Linked DNA regions of Homo sapiens: region 1 is linked to region 2. Evidence: chromatin contacts called from ENCODE Hi-C data. All regions are on one chromosome and are shown on one strand. Each heading gives the region's core, a stretch centred on a gene start or an enhancer-like site at or near the end of the contact. The rest is flanking DNA. Distances are from core to core; before and after follow the strand shown.

Evidence for each region. A loop is a pair of places that touch in the nucleus more often than their neighbours do. Pooled maps may share reads with other maps.
Region 1: a pooled map shows a loop between it and region 2 (4-fold over the local background). The contact joins the promoter of BDKRB1-AS1 here to the enhancer-like site in region 2. A Hi-C loop is called at or near these places in 1 of 37 single-sample maps with no recorded cell type and 8 of 50 pooled maps.

The regions. Positions count from the first base shown.
Region 1 is chr14:96,267,154-96,270,901 of GRCh38, reverse strand. It overlaps BDKRB1-AS1 (BDKRB1 antisense RNA 1), which reads left to right and starts at 2,322. Exons shown (of 2, transcript XR_007064322.1): 1 at 2,322-2,533. RefSeq lists an enhancer at 1,048-2,247.
Region 2 is chr14:95,888,089-95,891,945 of GRCh38, reverse strand. All of the region lies in intron 1 of TUNAR (transmembrane neural differentiation associated intracellular calcium regulator), which reads right to left. Among named protein-coding and RNA genes, the nearest start is that of TUNAR, 13 kb to the right of the region's middle. RefSeq lists an enhancer at 1-784. Within about 2 kb of position 2,250, at least 2 of the 41 ENCODE cell types and tissues checked have a DNase peak (open chromatin) inside an H3K27ac peak, as active enhancers do.

The DNA.
Region 1 (3,748 bases), core at 1,073-3,572, 380 kb before region 2:
GTCTGATCCCTGTCTTTGGAATCAGCCAAGAGCTGGACACAATACTCCTAATGGACCCTGTCCAGTGCTAAATTAAGGGAATATGACCTTCCTCATTTTAGAGGCTATACTCCTTTGAATGCAGCTGAGAGCTGGCAGCTATTTTGGCAGCTACAGTACACTGAGCCCCTTGTTGACTGAAGCCCTGAAATGTCTTCCTCTCGTACTTGCTGGGTCCCAACCAATCCTTCCTGATAGTTTTCTGTCCCCTGAAGCTCCTGAAAAGTAGGCTTGGCTTCCTGTTTACTGCCTTAAACACAATCCTGGCCATAGGGAGTCTCTGCAATCATCATGGCCACTCAAATGAGAACCCTGGCACTCAGGCCTCTTCTCTGACCTCAGCCTGAGACTGAGACCTGTCACCAGGGCCCAGCGGGCATCTTGGGTCTGAACAGAGCCCTTCAGCAGGAGCCCTGCTTACTCGGTGACCTTGGACAAGTCTGCTTGTCTCTGGACCTTGGTTTCTTCATCTGTAAGGCAGAGTGGTTGAACTTAATGATGCATTCTTTTTAAGGTTTTTAGTAGATTTGCATACAGTGATAAGAAAGATGCCTTGTACTCATTCTTTTTTTTTTTTTTTTTCTGAGACAGGGTCTCACTTTATTGCCCAGGCTGGAGTGCAATGGCACAATCATGGCTCACTGCAGCCTTGAACCCTGGGCTCTACTGATTTTCCCACCACATTCTCCCAAGTACCTGATACTACAGGTGTGCACCCCCATGCCTGGCTAATTTTTGTATTTTTACTAGAGACAGGGTTTCACCATGTTGCCTGGGCTGGTCTTTGAACTCCTGGGCTCATGTGATCTGCCTGTCTCGGCCTCCCAAAGTGCTGGGATTATAGGCATGAGCACTGTGCCCGGCCCCATTATTCTTTACTCAGTTTCCCCCAATAGTAACATCTTACACAAGGATCGTGCCATATCACAACCAGGAGAGTGACACGGACACCATTTTTGGGATTTTATTCAGACTGTGCTTTGACATGCATTCATTTCAGTCATAGTTAAAGCCTCTTCTGCTCATAGGAGAAAATGGTTGTTGGTGCTTGCTGGGGTGGCGCTGTCCTGGTGTCTCACATACATCTCTGACCTTCCTCTTGTCCTTTCTCGCCTTTCCTTCCCTTTCTTTGCCCATTACCTCTTTCCAAAAAGGGAATAAGGCCGTCCTTTTGGGTCACTTAATTTTCACAACGACACAGTGAGGCACTGCTCTCCTCATTCCCATTTTACAGATGGGATGCCGAGTTTCGGTGGTCGGCCAGGCCCATGCGGTGGTGGAGTGAGGACTGGAACAGTGGCATGTGTGACTCAGAGACCTGGACCTCTGACCGGCTGCACTGTGCACTCTGCAGCCCCGCGGTGAGGCCCTTCTTGGGCAGGGGCCTGAGCTGGGGGTGGTCCGGGGAGGCAAGAGGATGCTGAGAAGGAATCAAGGGGGTCTGGAGAAAGGGGCTGGGCACAGGGAAAGAGAAGGGCAGGAAGGAGCTGAAGGTGCACAGAGGCCAGAGCGGAGCTCAGCCGGAGCCAAGGCTTGGATCAGCCCTGGTTGGATGCCCAGGCTCCTCGGAGCTGTGGTGGGAGCAGGGGTGGGGAGGAACACTTTCCAGGGCTGCTTCCGACCTGCTCCTCATCAAATTTGTGACTCATCTCCGGAGAGCAAGAGCCTGCCTGTGGCCATTGCAACATCAGGGAGTTTCCCCGAGGCTGGGATTTGGAGGGCCTTAGTGCCACCCACTCCCCATGATGGATTGGGGTGATGATGGGGCAGGGTGGGGGCAGTTTTCTTACCTTCCCACTGCAGAGAGCAGTGAAGGCCACATATGGCCCCTGATCACGCGGTTCTGGAGCCCAGGACAGACCCAGAGCTGGGAACGGATTGGAGTGAAACCTTGTTCTCTCTTTCTACTTGGCCCTTCTCAGGGAGAGAGTGGAAGCCCACATGGGTGCTGGAGCTGGGGATGCTGGAAGACTATTTGCTAATTCCTCCCTCCACCCCAGGTGTTAGCACCACAGGTGTGGCCTGGGCCTGGCCCCATATGGAACACGCCAGGTGAACCTATCAACCAGATCCATGGGAACTCAGATATATTACCTTTTCCCACAGCATCGATCCTTTTAGTCAAGGCAGAAATTTCTCCCTCTGTAAATGAATAACTGGCCTTCCCCACAGAAGGGCAACAGAATTCTACTGTACGGGTTTGCCAGTTTCTCTCCCACTGTGGGGCCATTTGCTGGGCTTCGGTAAACGTTACTTATGTGCGTCTCATAAATCAGGTGTCTGAGTTCTCAGGCTGTGGCTGCAGTCTACCATTGAATTACATCCCGTGAGCAATGTTGTCCGATTTCACCGGCCAGCACGTTCTTCTCGAGTGTGGGATTGGTTTTTGCAAGACCTCGAAAGGATTTTGATAAGCCACCTGCTTAAGGCCGGCTGAAAAAGAAGAAAGGAGGGCATATGTGGGTCAGCTCACTCGGAATAGAAGAGGAATCAGGTATTATTTTCCCTTTCCCACTCTCTATTCCTGCCTGTTCCTGCCTACTTTTGCCACTTTGCCACAGAGCCTTTGCCCAATGAATTCCTGCCTGGGGGCTTGGAAATCACATTGGTGTTGGAGTCAGATGAGTTGGGTGAATCCAGCCTCTGCAGTCTGAGCAGGCACTGCCTTCCTTAGCCTCCTCTTCCTCACCTAGAAAGTGGACATCCTGAAACAGACCTCACAAGGGAGTCAGGCGATTAAATGAGATGACTGAGCCTACTCCTGTGTGTGGCTGCTGAGTCGCACTGGGTGTGCTTGGGCAGGTCTTACTGCTCTCTGTTTCCTAGACTGTATGTGAAGGGATGGTCTGGATGAGGGGTTGCAAACTTAACCTCCCATAGCTTCCATGCGTGTGAACCTGATGGGAGGGCGCCCTGTTCACGGGGCCTCTGCTACACAGCACCAAAGAATTGGAGCCCCGGGGGGACCCTGGAAGGTCAACTCCAAGGGCCCAGGGATGTTCCTCTCTTTTGTTCACTGCCATATTTTCAGTGCCCAAAACAGTGTCTGACAAAGTAGATGCTTAATAAATATCTGCTGAATGAATGAAATTGAATCAGTGTTGCTGGATGTTCCAAACTTTCAAAAGAAACTGGAAAGCTGGCTCCCAATGGGGAGTTTCAGTACTGGTAACCAACTCAAGAGCCTGGGGGCTTGGAGTTTTAAAAAATACCATGTGGTTCAAATTAAACACATGTGCAGGCTGGATCTTGCCTGTTGGCTCAGCTCCAGGCCTTCTGACGACACTCTGCTCTCCAGGAAACCTGCAGGGGCTGGAACACTGATCACAGGGTTATCACTGATGAGGTCCTGGTGGCCCAGCCGCTGCCAGCCTCTCAAACCCTGTCTCCAGGCTCCAAGAACATGGCATTCTTTCCATTCCTGGAATGAATGAGTCTTTGCTGCTATTCTGTGAGGACCAGCCCTTCCCGTGCAGCTGTGGGGACTGCCATTCTCCCCATTCCCCCAAGTGTCTTGGAGTCCAGTCACTACACCCTCTCCCCCACTCCATGGAAACTGACCTTGGAATGGCCTCCTGGCCCACGGACTCTCTCCTCCCCAGGGCCTGACAATGTCCCGCCTGCCTGTGAGGGCCCAGGTAGGGCCCACCCACCACCTGACCTCTCCATTCTCTATGTTGTCTCCAACCTCCTTCTTCTTCCCTCTACT
Region 2 (3,857 bases), core at 1,001-3,500:
AAGGTCATGGGAAGACGGGGCAGAGGCTGGAGTGGTGCAGCTACAGGCAAGAATGCCAAGGATTGCAGGCAACCACCAGCAACCGGGAGGAGACAGGGATCCTGCCCTGGAGCCTTCCGATGGAGCACAGCCCTGCTGACACTTGGATTTCAGGCTTCCCATCTCCAGAACTACAAGGCCATACATTTCTGTTGTCTTAATCCACCCAGCTTTTGGTATTGTTATGGCAACCCTAGAAGACTAAGCACCCAGCTAGGACACGTAACAGACAACAGAGCCAAGATCAGGAACAGCTTCCCAACTGCATGTGTAGCGAGTGTATAGTAATAGGGAGATGAACTTGGCAGCAGAGACTCTGGTCCAATTCCTGCACCATCTCTCAGGAGCCGTGTGGCCCTGGGCAGGCTCCTGAGGGTGTCTGAGCCTTTTTCCTCATCTGCCATTTTGGGCCAGTAAGCCTTGCCCTATCCCAGACTTGCTAAATTTGACCTGTGCCCCCGAAGGGGTTTTATAAACAGAACTTATATGAATCGCAGGGCTCTTGTGGAGAGAGGGCGAAAATTATTCCAAAAGCCAGTGGTTTTCTCCAAAAAAGGAATCAACCGTCAAAGTTGACGTCATGAACACAACCGCTGGCAGCCTGTGTCTTCAGACTCGGAGGTGGGTGAGTGAAAGGTTCCTCTCAAGCTCCAGGGAAAACCCCCGAGCAGGTGGGACCTTGGCTCTAGCTTCCGAATGGGGATGCACTTTCAGAAATCAGTCACTTTGAGTGTGTCTGCATATGCCAAACATTTGCTCTAATTAAAAGTGTTTGCCAACACAGATTTCTAATTTGCGAATGTTAGTTCGACCTCCACGTGGCCGAAGGGCTATCTTTCTAAATCACAGACTAGATCATGTCGCTTCCCTGCCCCCCAACTTCAGCAGGCTCCAGACACGGGTCGATTCTTTCTGCTGCTGTCTGGGTTGTATTATTGTTGTTAACAATGATTTCTGAGGACTCCGAGTGCTGTGGGTCCCGGTGTAAGCCCACAGACCCGTTCAGCTCTGTGACCAAAGTCTCAGCTGTCAGGGGTGAAATGGGAAAACCAAGAATACTCTGATTAATTTAATTACATTTGATTAATTTGATTAATGAACAAATTTAAAATACTTTCACGATTCTAATATTAAGGTCTTCCTGTTTTCTAAATTATTTATCACATGCTGATGAGAGAGGGCAGATTAAAATTGGGCAATCTTATACCAATTTCTCAACTAAACAAATATCCTCTTCTGTGGACATCAAAAGGCTGGCAACCACCACCCTAAACCAGAATTGGTTTTGAGGCAAAGGTGTAGTGAACGTGCTATTTCTCTCTCCCCTCTTGCACACCCTACCTGGGGAGCCTGTCTCAGTGACAGCCTCGAGGGACAGCTTTCCCTACCATGTGACACCACCTCCCAGCCACAGCTGTTTAGAGCAGAGGGCTCCTCACCAAGCCAGGCCACTCTACTTCTCTCCTGGGAAATTAGGCCCCGGGGAGATGGAGTGAGCTTTGAGGCCACACAAATGTAGGGTTGGGGCTGCCATACTGGGGTGACCATTGTTTGGCCATATGCTCAGAGGACGAGAAGAAAAACCTGAAGTTGGAGAGGAAGGTTAGAGACAAAGGGTACAAGATGGTGAGACCTGGGGCTCCAGACAGAGAGGAAGGAAAACATCCTGGTCGCTGATGGCTTCATTTCTCCTTCACGAAGCCAGACTACACTTCTTGCTTCGATTTCCATGAAATGCCAATTTCTTATAAAAAAAAATCTCCCATTGCTGGGAAGCTAAAAAAGGAGAAGTGCTTGAGCCTAGGAATTCAAGGGTGTAGTGTGCAGTGACTGCGCCTGTGAATAGCCACTGCCTTCCAGCCTGGGCAACACAGTGAGACCCCACCCCTTGGGGAAAAAAATCTCCCATTGCTTAGAATCATTTGTCAGTTTTTTTTTTTTTTTTTTGTCTTTGTGTCCCTCTAAATTCCATGAGGAAGGAGACTAGGTAGGCCTCGTGAAATGCTCACCAGTAAAAAGCTGTTTCCTAAATGGTTGAGTGGAGGATTCACGGATGGATGGGCTGGCTGGGGTGTCAGACGCAGGAGCCAGGAGAGCAGCCATCTCTGCACTGCCACCACCCCTGCAGGTGCACAGGAAGGGAGGCCCTTCCGGTACTCTGCTATGAGAGACCAGCCAGAAGCCAGACAGGGGTGACGGCTCCGTGGGCTTACAGGGAAGATGAGTCTCTGCTTAAGTTCCTCCTCACGAGGGAGGTCTACCCTTGGTGAAGGACCAGGAGACAGGAAAGCCAGAGTTACGGGGAGCAGTCAGCTCCCAGTCACGGGGCTTGCCCAGGGTGCAGAGAACCTGAAAGTTCACAGCCTAGGAGAGGACAGCAGCCTGCTAAGTGGTGGCCAGGGCAGAAGAGTGAATAGTGGAGGCGGAGGAGGAGGAGGGGGAGGGAGAGGAGGGGGTGAGGGGTGGAGGTGGAAGGGCAAGCCAACTTCTCCTTCACATGCAGCAGGCACGGTGCCCAGGGCCCACAGAAATGTTCCAATTTAAAATCAGAAGGAAAACAATGAACTTCTGGGTAGAAGAAAATCTTTTAATATGTAACATTAATATGTTCATCTTTATATCAGCTCAGTCCTAAGAAATAATTTTTAATTTTTCTTTTTATGGTGGAAGAGGCCCATGAAAACAGAATTGCCCAGGACCCAAGAAAGTGAGAATGTGGCTCCAGGTGAAGGGAAGGGAGGCCAGGGACAGCAGGGGAGGGGAGGGGAGGTGGTCTGCCCCAAGGGTTGGTATAAAGGCCTCTTTGAAGCTGAGAAGCAGCAGCTGGACTCGCACACAGCTCTGCTTCCTTCTTCAGAAAGGACATCTGAAGGGGAAACAGCTCACATGCTTACAGAGGTCCCGTTTCACGGGGCCCGTAGTGCTTCACACTTTACACTGCAGAGGGGTGACGGCCATGCTCGGGATCCGACACCCCACTCTGCTGCCTTGCAACGGTCTACCTTGTGTAAGTCACCTAAGCACTCCGTGGTGGCTTCAAACGTACTGGCATCCTTCGGCACTCCTCCCATCAAAGGATGGAGTCTAACTGCCCCCCCCATCCCCTCGAATATGGGCTGGCCTTAGAGACTTGCTTCTAAGGACATGCCGGAAGTGATACTATGTGACTTCTGAGGCTCGATCACCAAAGAGGATAGAGACAGACACCCCCACGCACTACAACCTCTTGCTCTCTCTTGGGTCAATGGAGCCCTAGACTACAGGTAGGCAGTATGGCTACCCAGCCACACGGAGCGTCCACAGAGCGATGGAGAGTCTCAGCTGTGCCAGCCTCCCCACTCCCACCCTCAGGCTGTGCACCCCTTCTCACTCAGGGGCCAGACATGCGAGTGAGGAAGCCTCCCAGATGATTCCAGCCCCAGTCACAGTCTGACTGCAACCTCACATGAGGCCCGCAGCAAGGCCACCTAGCTGAGCAAAATAAATGATTATTCATGTTCAAAACCATTATCTGAGGTGTTTTTGTATGCACCAATACATACTCGAAGGCTTAGTATTTTCATCTGTAAAATGGGAATAATAAAATTAACTCCTTTATCAAGCTATTGTACACATTCAGTGAAAGAGTCCACGGAAAGGACTTATTGCACAGGGTCCCTACCCCAGTAAGCACCCAGCAAATATTAATCAAAGCTGGGATTACCATTAATTGTTGTTATTATGCCCATTTCTCAGAAGAGAAAACAGGACTCATAAAGGCTGAAGCAAATTGTCCAAGAATCACACAGGGAATTAGAGGATAAGCTCAGATTTCAATC